2 separate regions of the Homo sapiens genome follow, and region 1 is linked to region 2. Evidence: chromatin contacts called from ENCODE Hi-C data. All regions are on one chromosome and are shown on one strand. The core of a region is the stretch at or near the end of the contact, and the rest is flanking DNA. Distances in the headings are between cores, read along the strand shown.

Region 1 (3,814 bases), core at 412-2,911, 290 kb after region 2:
CAGACCAGCCTGACCAACATGGTGAAGCCCAGTCTCTACCAAAAATACAAAAAATTAGCCGGGTATATTGGCACGCACCTGTAATCCCAGCTACTTGGGAGGCTGAGGCAGGAGAATCCTTGAACCCAGGAAGCAGAGGTCGCAGTGAGCCGAGATCATGCCATTGTGACAGGAGAGAAACTGTTTCAAAAAAAAATTATATGTTTACAACAGGTGCATTCCTCCTCTTGCTTTCTGAGGACGCCCTGCTATGTAGCTGAGTAGTTGCTAATAAACTATCTTAACTTCACTATACTCTGTGACTTGCCAAAAGGTCTTTCCCATGTGAAATCCAAAAACCTGTTCTTGGGGTCTAGGACAAGACCCATTTTATAATGACAAAACTATACAAATTCTAGAGGAAAACATGGAAAGAAAGCTATGTGACCTTGGGTTTGGCCATGAGTTTTAACACGACACTATCAGAGGCATTTGAACCCCTCCTCTATATGAACTCCAGGGTGGTTTATGTTCCACTGGCTAAGAGAAAGTTTTCTTCAAAAATGTGACATGATTTGAGGTCAAACATTAATATCAAGTAAACTCAAAAGATTGAGAAGCTAGCATTAGTTCTGGGAAAACCAGAAGTGTGCCTTTTTTTGGAAATAATCATTGGTAGCACAAACTTAAGAATCTCCAAAGGAAATAAAAATGAGTTATTAACTTACAGTTTTCACCAATTAAGATATAAATGAAGCTAATGAAATCCGGAAATACAATTTCACTGTTTTTAATGTTCATTTAAAAAAAAAAATCCTTATCAAATAGCCCCAGTAAGTCACCAATTAAGTCTTTACTACTTAAAAGCAAAATCCACCTATGTCCTGAACACTATCCACTTTACAAGCCTCATTATATGTACTGGAGACAAAATTCAGAAATAAATAAATATATATGTACATATATACAAATATATTTCAAATTAAAAAATACTTTTAGAGAGTGGTATGTATTACATTTAGAAATTAATAACGAAGTAAATTATGGGATGTCATCCACGCCTGTCCCAAAGGTACCGAATTTATAAATCATCTCAGGTGCGGAGCAGGACAGGTTGAAAATAGGAATGACATGAACCCGCGCGGAACAGCTGCCGGCGCGGTGTCCAGGGCGGCACCCCGCCCGGTCCCGGCCCCTCCAGCCCTGGGCCCGACCCCTACTACGCCTCTGCCTCGACGCGAACGCGGAGCCCGAGCGCGCGTCACGCCGTGTGGGGCCGAAGAGGCTGCTACCCAGAGGCGGAGTGCGGGCTCGCGAGGGTCCCCACCCGACTCTCGCTCCCGCCAGCACCTACGGACTCGCGTCCCCGCCGCGCGCCGACTCGGGAGCAGCACCGCCCCCGGCACAGGAGCCTCACGCGCCTCTTACCTAACAGGAAGTTGGGTGGAAGCAGCGCGGACCCACGGCGCACCGAACGCACTCCAACAGAACCCGACGCAGACACGCGCTTTCAACCGGCGGAGACACTGGCAGGGCCAGAAACGCGCGCAGCGGGGGCGGGAGGTCGGTAAGCTCCCCGCCCCTGCCCGAGACCCCGCCCCGGCCCGGCCCGGCCCCGCCTTTTTCTCTGCCTCCCCTCCCTGCACGTACGCGCCCCGCCCCTCGCGCGACGTTTTTTGTTGACCCGGAAACGGATTATCCGGAGCCAAGGTCCGCTCGGGTGAGTGCCCTCCGCTTTTTGTGGCCAAACCCAGCCACGCAGTCCCCTCCCTGCGGCGTCCTCCACACCCGGGGTCTGCTGGTCTCCGCGGATGTCACAGGCTCGGCAACCGCCCTCCTGTCGGCGGGGAGTCCCGCGACGCCCGGAAATGCTCCGAAGCCTGTCGCTCAGCTGCCAGATCTGCGTCTGTGTCCGGTTCCGTCACTGAGGTCGCCCCTGTCCGGCCCTTCCACCCTAGTTCTCTTCACCGTCCGCCCATCCTATCGCGCGCGGCCTCAGGTCCCCATTCGGCATGTGGCTTGTCTTCCATCGTCCCCACCCTCGCCCCTCTTGGCCCCTCAGGGCAGCCCTGGGATTCGGCAGACGCCAGTCCTCCCTGAGATGCTTCCCCGTCCTTCCCTCCGCCAGGCCCTACGTCTCCGCAAACCCCACGCTTCGGGGTGGCCGCCTCAGACAGGACCCTGAGTCCGAGACTGGGGTAGGGGACCTGCCCGATCCTGTAACAACCCTCGTGCTTCTGCACAATCGCCTCCCACTAGCGGTGACTGTTGGGTGTCTACCTTCCCGGTGTCCCACTGAGAAGCGGGCTCCTCCTTGGCAGGGGCTTCTTCATTGCCTCGCTGTGGATGTCGAGGTGGGGCAGGAGAGTGAGGAGAAAACAGAGAGGAGGGAGGTAGAGCCAACGAGCGAGAAAAGGGGAGGGAAGTTTAGATGGGAAGTGGATGGGTCTGAGGAATTTGAACAAACACCGACAGTGAAGGAGAGTGACCTGAGCAAGCAGTAGTGGGGTAAATGGAAATAGACAAAATGGGAATCAGCAGAGATATGGAGGACAGAATACAATGAGGAGGCCTTGACCGTCAGTAGCAGAGAGGGCAGCAGAAGCCTAATTCCCAAATTCCTTAGTGGTTTTCTGATTTCCAAATTAGTTTCCCTTTTAAATTTATTGTGTCAGGTTCAGCTTATGAGGCCTCAATACTTTTCAGTCTTAATTGTATATTGAAAATACTTTTTGTTTACTAAATGCTTTTTACATTAATTCAGTGTGCACTCCGTAAGGATATTGATGATTTGAGTTAGTTTAGTATTCAACAGCTTCCTCTATTCCTTTGTATGATCTCTGTATTTAATGGCTGTGGCATAAAGTTTCCAACTAAGTATAAGTATCAAGTTTTCTTTGTGATGTTTTCTGCAAATATTGAAGGATGACCTGGATTGTCCTAGAACTTTGTTCCAACAGATTACATGTGTTCATAACGAATAAATTGCTCAAAGATATTTCCAAAGCTCACCTTTTATGTTTTTCAGTTCCAATAATTACATCTTTTTAAGGTTTATATTTTTTGATGACTTAATGTGATGTTCTGGAGAAGACAAATGCTTTTAATCAATATGATTAAAACCGTGAAAGACAAATCGCTGTTACTTAAGAGTGTGACATATGATCTGAAGTCTTTAGGGGGCAGGGATGTTAAGGGAAAACTGCCGCTATCGTATCAAGGTCATGCCATTCCTGTGAAGCTGGTGCTGGTTACTCTCTACTGGCTTCTGTTCACCTTTCCACCGGCCCCAAGACACACACATACTGACACAAGGCAGTGGATAGGGAAAGAGCAAGACTTTATAAAGTAAGCACAGAACAAAGGTATCTTTCTAATGAGGAGGAGGTGTTGGTTCTGGGAAGGAAGCTTGGTTTTTGGGTATTCAGGATCCAGAAGTGAGAGAGCCTGGGAAGTTCAGGAACCAGAGAAAGAAAAAGACTTGCCCATTCTCACCCATGACCCTGTGCTCAGCAGGTACTAGCAGAGACTTCAGGCTCTGTGACTAAAAGGGGTCAGACCAGTTGATATACCCACAGCTGCCATGTAAGGATGTGTGTGGACTTCACTAGGGAAGAACGGTGTTATGAAAGAAGGGGCAGAAAAACTCACCTGTTGGTCTCCATGTAGACGTTTATTGTCCTGAATTCCTGGAGGTTCAGTGAAAAGCAGAAGATTGTCTTTTACACATGTTGAGTTATGCCCCCATATATGTGGTTGTGGTAAAGAAAGAGGATGTGTTGATGAGAGGTCCTGAAATGCATTTTCCTAATACTCAGCAGGGGCTTCTCAAGAA
Region 2 (3,756 bases), core at 197-2,696:
CAGCGAACCCCTGGTGCTGGGCGCCCACGCCCAGGTGTCCCACGGCCAGACACTGGTGGCATCAACTCCTCCAGAGGCCCTGAGGGAACCCTGGGATGGACCCTCAGGCGAACACTGTCCCTCTAAAGAGAAGACACAAATGTGACTTCCCCAGCTGTCCCCAATACTGTTTACAAAACATCCTCACGCTGTTAAGATGGGGGCTTTATTTCCATTGAAATCTCTGGCATTTAAACTTGGGATGGAACCCGGAGGCGGCGTCCATCAAGGAGGAACAACCCCAAGGCGCATGCAGGACGGGCCTGGGAGCTCCCGGGAGCAAGGGAGCTGGGGGGTCTGGGGGCCTGGGAGGTTGGGGGGTCTGGGGGGTTGGGGGGTCTGAGGGGTTGGGGGTATATGGGGGGTTGGGGGATCTGGGGGTTTTGGGGGGTCTGAGGGGTTGGAAGGGTCTGCGGAGGTTGGGGGGGGCCGCGACACCTGCAGCGCCCCCCCACCCTGCGCGCTGGCCCAGCTAGGAGAGGGCCCGGGGACACCGACAGGATTGAAGCCTTTGATGAGCGGACGGACGTCCCCAGTTCCTTCGGGGAGCTCCTTTAAACATGTTTGCCGAAAGCTGCGGGCGCCGCGGGACGCACAGAGCTGTCTTTTCTCCGAGGGTGGCTCAGAGGCAGAGCCCCGGAAAAACCCACGCGCCCGGCCTGTGGGGCAGCGACGCCGCCCAGACCCCGGGGCCGCCGAGACTCACGGGGGAGCGTCCTGAGACCGCAGAGCCCTGACCCGTCCGAGAGGCGAAGCCCCGGGAGCCCTCTGGGTCCGAGCCGTCCCAGTCCCGCACCCAAGGCAGGGTCTCTCCCGCCGCGCTCCGACACCGGCCGCCGAGGTCCCAGCACTGGCGCCGGCCGCGGACCTGGGGCGCATTTGGCGGCGGCTCGCGAGGCGCTCGGGGCGCTCCGTGGGTCTGGAGGGCGCTGGCCCCGCGCGCCCGCGGCCAAACCTGGTGCAGCCGCGCCGCCTTCTCCGATGAAGCCGAAGCCGCCCCGGCCGCCCCCAAACGCTCCGCCTCCGCCTCCGCCTAAACCGGCGGAACGCTAAGGACGCCGACGCTTGTGCGGTCGCCCGGGAGACCCCGACGACGCCCCGCCCCGTCTCCCGGCAACGCCAAGCAGCCGGCGCGCGAGGAATCCGGGGGAATGTAGTCCCTCCGTGTCAGGGACCCGAGACATGCGCTGGTTCTTCTAGGACTACATTTCCCAGGGCGCTTCGCGCCCCGCCCCGGCGCCCCACCCACGGCCGCGCGCGATGGTACCACCAGGCGAGGGCGGCTCTCGCGCGGGCCGCCGGGAGTTGTAGTTTTCTTTGGGAGCTGCGGGGCCTGGCGCCGGGGCCGGGGCGGAAGAAAGACTACAAGTCCCAGGGGGCGCGGCGCCACCGCCTGAGGGCGGGGTGTACGAAAGAGAAACCCGGAGGGCGCCGGGGTGAGTGAGGGGCTGGGGGCAGGCGTGAGGGTAGCGGGTTGGGGCGCTGGGGTCCGTCTGGGCGGCCGGGTCGGCGCAGGGAGTGCGAGAGGCAGACAAAGGTCGGCGGCCCTGGCCCGGCCCGAGGGACGTTCCCTGCGCGTCCCCCATTGTGCGGCGCGCGGAGGAGCCGCCAGCGCCTGGGCCCGCGTCCTCGTCGCCGCCTCCCAACGAGCCTGGCCGCGGTCCTATGGGGGAAAGGCGCCCGGGCTGAGCGGGACGCCTGGGGAGGGGAAGGGGCGTCTGAGGAGGGCAGGGGGACCCCGGGGAGGGGTGGGGAGGGGGTCCCTAAGGAGGGGAGGGGGTTCCCGGAGCGGGGAGGGGGGGTCCCTGGGGAGGGGAAAGGTTCCCGGGGCAGGGAAGGGGGTCCCTGGGGAGGGGAGGGGGTCCCTGGGGAGGGAGGGGGGTCCCTGGGGAGGGGAAGGGTTCCCGGGGCAGGGAAGGGGGTCCCTGGGGAGGGGAGGGGGTCTCTGGGGGAGAGGGGGCACCTGGGGAGGGGAGGGGGTTCTCGGGGCAGGGAGGGGGTCCCTGGGGAGGGGATGGGACGGGCGCCCGGGGGAAGAAAGGGGGCGCGTTCGCCTCGCCTTCCCGGCAGCCGGGAGTGGGGGCACCGGCGCGGTCCCCGGTGTCCTAGAAGTCGGCCACGATTCAGGTCTTTTTCCCGCGAGGCTTTAGGATTTGTTTTTGTCCGTTTGTCACCTGGAGTAGCCGAGGGCTAGTCGGGGTGCAGTTTTTCGGGAGCGCGTGTTCCGGTGGCAGCGAGTCGATGATTGAGTTTGGGTGTAATTTAAGCCCAGGTGTTCGGGGGCATTTCTTACCGCGTTTCAAAGCAAACGCGGCTTCTTCCCCGGGAACTATTTTGTGGCTGAATTCTTAGCCGCCTCGTCCTGTTAAATTTCAGGATGTCAAACTTGGCCTCCTTTTTTTGGTTTTCATTTTTCTTAGTATTACCAGGGTGTGCAGAGAAGGCAGAGCTGCGTCTTCCTCTTTTATTTTTCCGTAAGTTACTGGGGTACAGGTGGTGTTTGGTTACTTGGTTACATGGGTAAGCTCTTTAGTGGTGATTTGTGAGATTTTGGTGCTCCCATCACCCGAGCAGTACGCACTGCACCCTATTTGTAGCTTTTTATCCTTGTCCCCCTCCCACCCTTCCCTCCGAGTCCCCAAAGTCCAGTGTATCGTTCTTAGGCGTCTTCCTGTTTCCTGATGGCTTAACCTGGGAAACCCTCGCAGAGGGAGCCGGTTTTGAGCCCCAGGGTAGGGGCGGCCGCCTGGGATGTTCAGTGATGCGCCTGATTACTCAGGTTTATGTTCCCCGTTTGCATTCAGCCAGGATCCGTCATGGCCACGTTGTTTTTAACATACATGTTTATGAATTATACAGAAACGTTGTTTTCCTGACACACATCCCGCCCCCAGTACTCCTCCTAAAAGCCAGTCAGGCAGGTGTTTCCACACGCAGTCACCTCAGCCCTGGGGTGCACAGGCAGCATCCCGGGAACCCCTGAGATACCTCCCAGCTGCTCCCTGCCTTGCGGCTGCTCTCCACCTGAGCTTTGACTTACTGGGTAGCTCATTTAAAGAACAGCTAGCGCTGTGGGTGCTGGGGTGGGAGATCGCTTGAGACCAGTCTGGGCAACATAGGGAGACCTCGTCTCTATAAAAAATAAAAAATATTATCCAGGCATGGGGGCAAGCACCTGTGGCCCGTTACAGTAGGTAGCTAGTCAGACATGAGCAGGGCAGAAGAGGGGCCCCCCTCTACCAGGGACATTTGGCTGGTAAGAGAAGGCGGCCCTGGCTGTGCGCGGTGGCTCACACCTGTAATCCCAGCACTTTGCAAGGCCGTGGGGGGAGGGGGGCGGATCAGAAGGCCAGGAGTTTGAGATCAGCCTGGCGAATATGGTGAAACCCCGTCTCTGATAAAAATACAAAAATTAGCCGGGCATGGTGGCGGGCGCCTGTGGTCCCAGCTACTCAGGAGGCTGAGGCAGGAGAATCGCTTGAACTCGGGAGGCGGAGGTTGCAGTGAGCCGAGATTGCGCCACTGCACTGCAGCCTGGGTGACAGAGCGAGACTCCATCTCAAAAAAAAAAAAAAAAAAAAAGGCCTCGAGGGAGCGTGCGCACAACTCCAGTAAACTCTGTGCATGCTCCCTCCCAAGTGCCCGCAGCCGCTGTGCGGGTGGACGGCCCACCCCGAGGGAAGAATCGGGAGACGTAACACCCCGGAAGCCTCCAGC

What was found. Hi-C counts contacts between places; a loop is a spot of excess contacts on that map. Pooled maps may share reads with other maps.
Region 1: a loop to region 2 is called in a pooled map, with 11 times the contacts of the local background. The contact joins the promoter of LINC00115 here to the promoter of C1orf159 in region 2. A Hi-C loop is called at or near these places in 4 of 50 pooled maps.

Annotation. Positions count from the first base shown.
Region 1 is chr1:825,369-829,182 of GRCh38, reverse strand. LINC00115 (long intergenic non-protein coding RNA 115) reads left to right here and starts at 1,661. Exons shown (of 1, transcript NR_024321.1): 1 at 1,661-2,977. It overlaps LINC01128 (long intergenic non-protein coding RNA 1128), which reads right to left and starts at 1,592. Exons shown (of 4, transcript NR_047524.1): 1 at 1,408-1,592; 2 at 79-180. RefSeq lists a silencer at 1,369-1,598 and an enhancer at 1,639-1,968.
Region 2 is chr1:1,113,779-1,117,534 of GRCh38, reverse strand. It overlaps C1orf159 (chromosome 1 open reading frame 159), which reads left to right and starts at 1,446. Exons shown (of 10, transcript NM_017891.5): 1 at 1,446-1,475. RefSeq lists silencers at 776-825, 866-985, 1,156-1,755.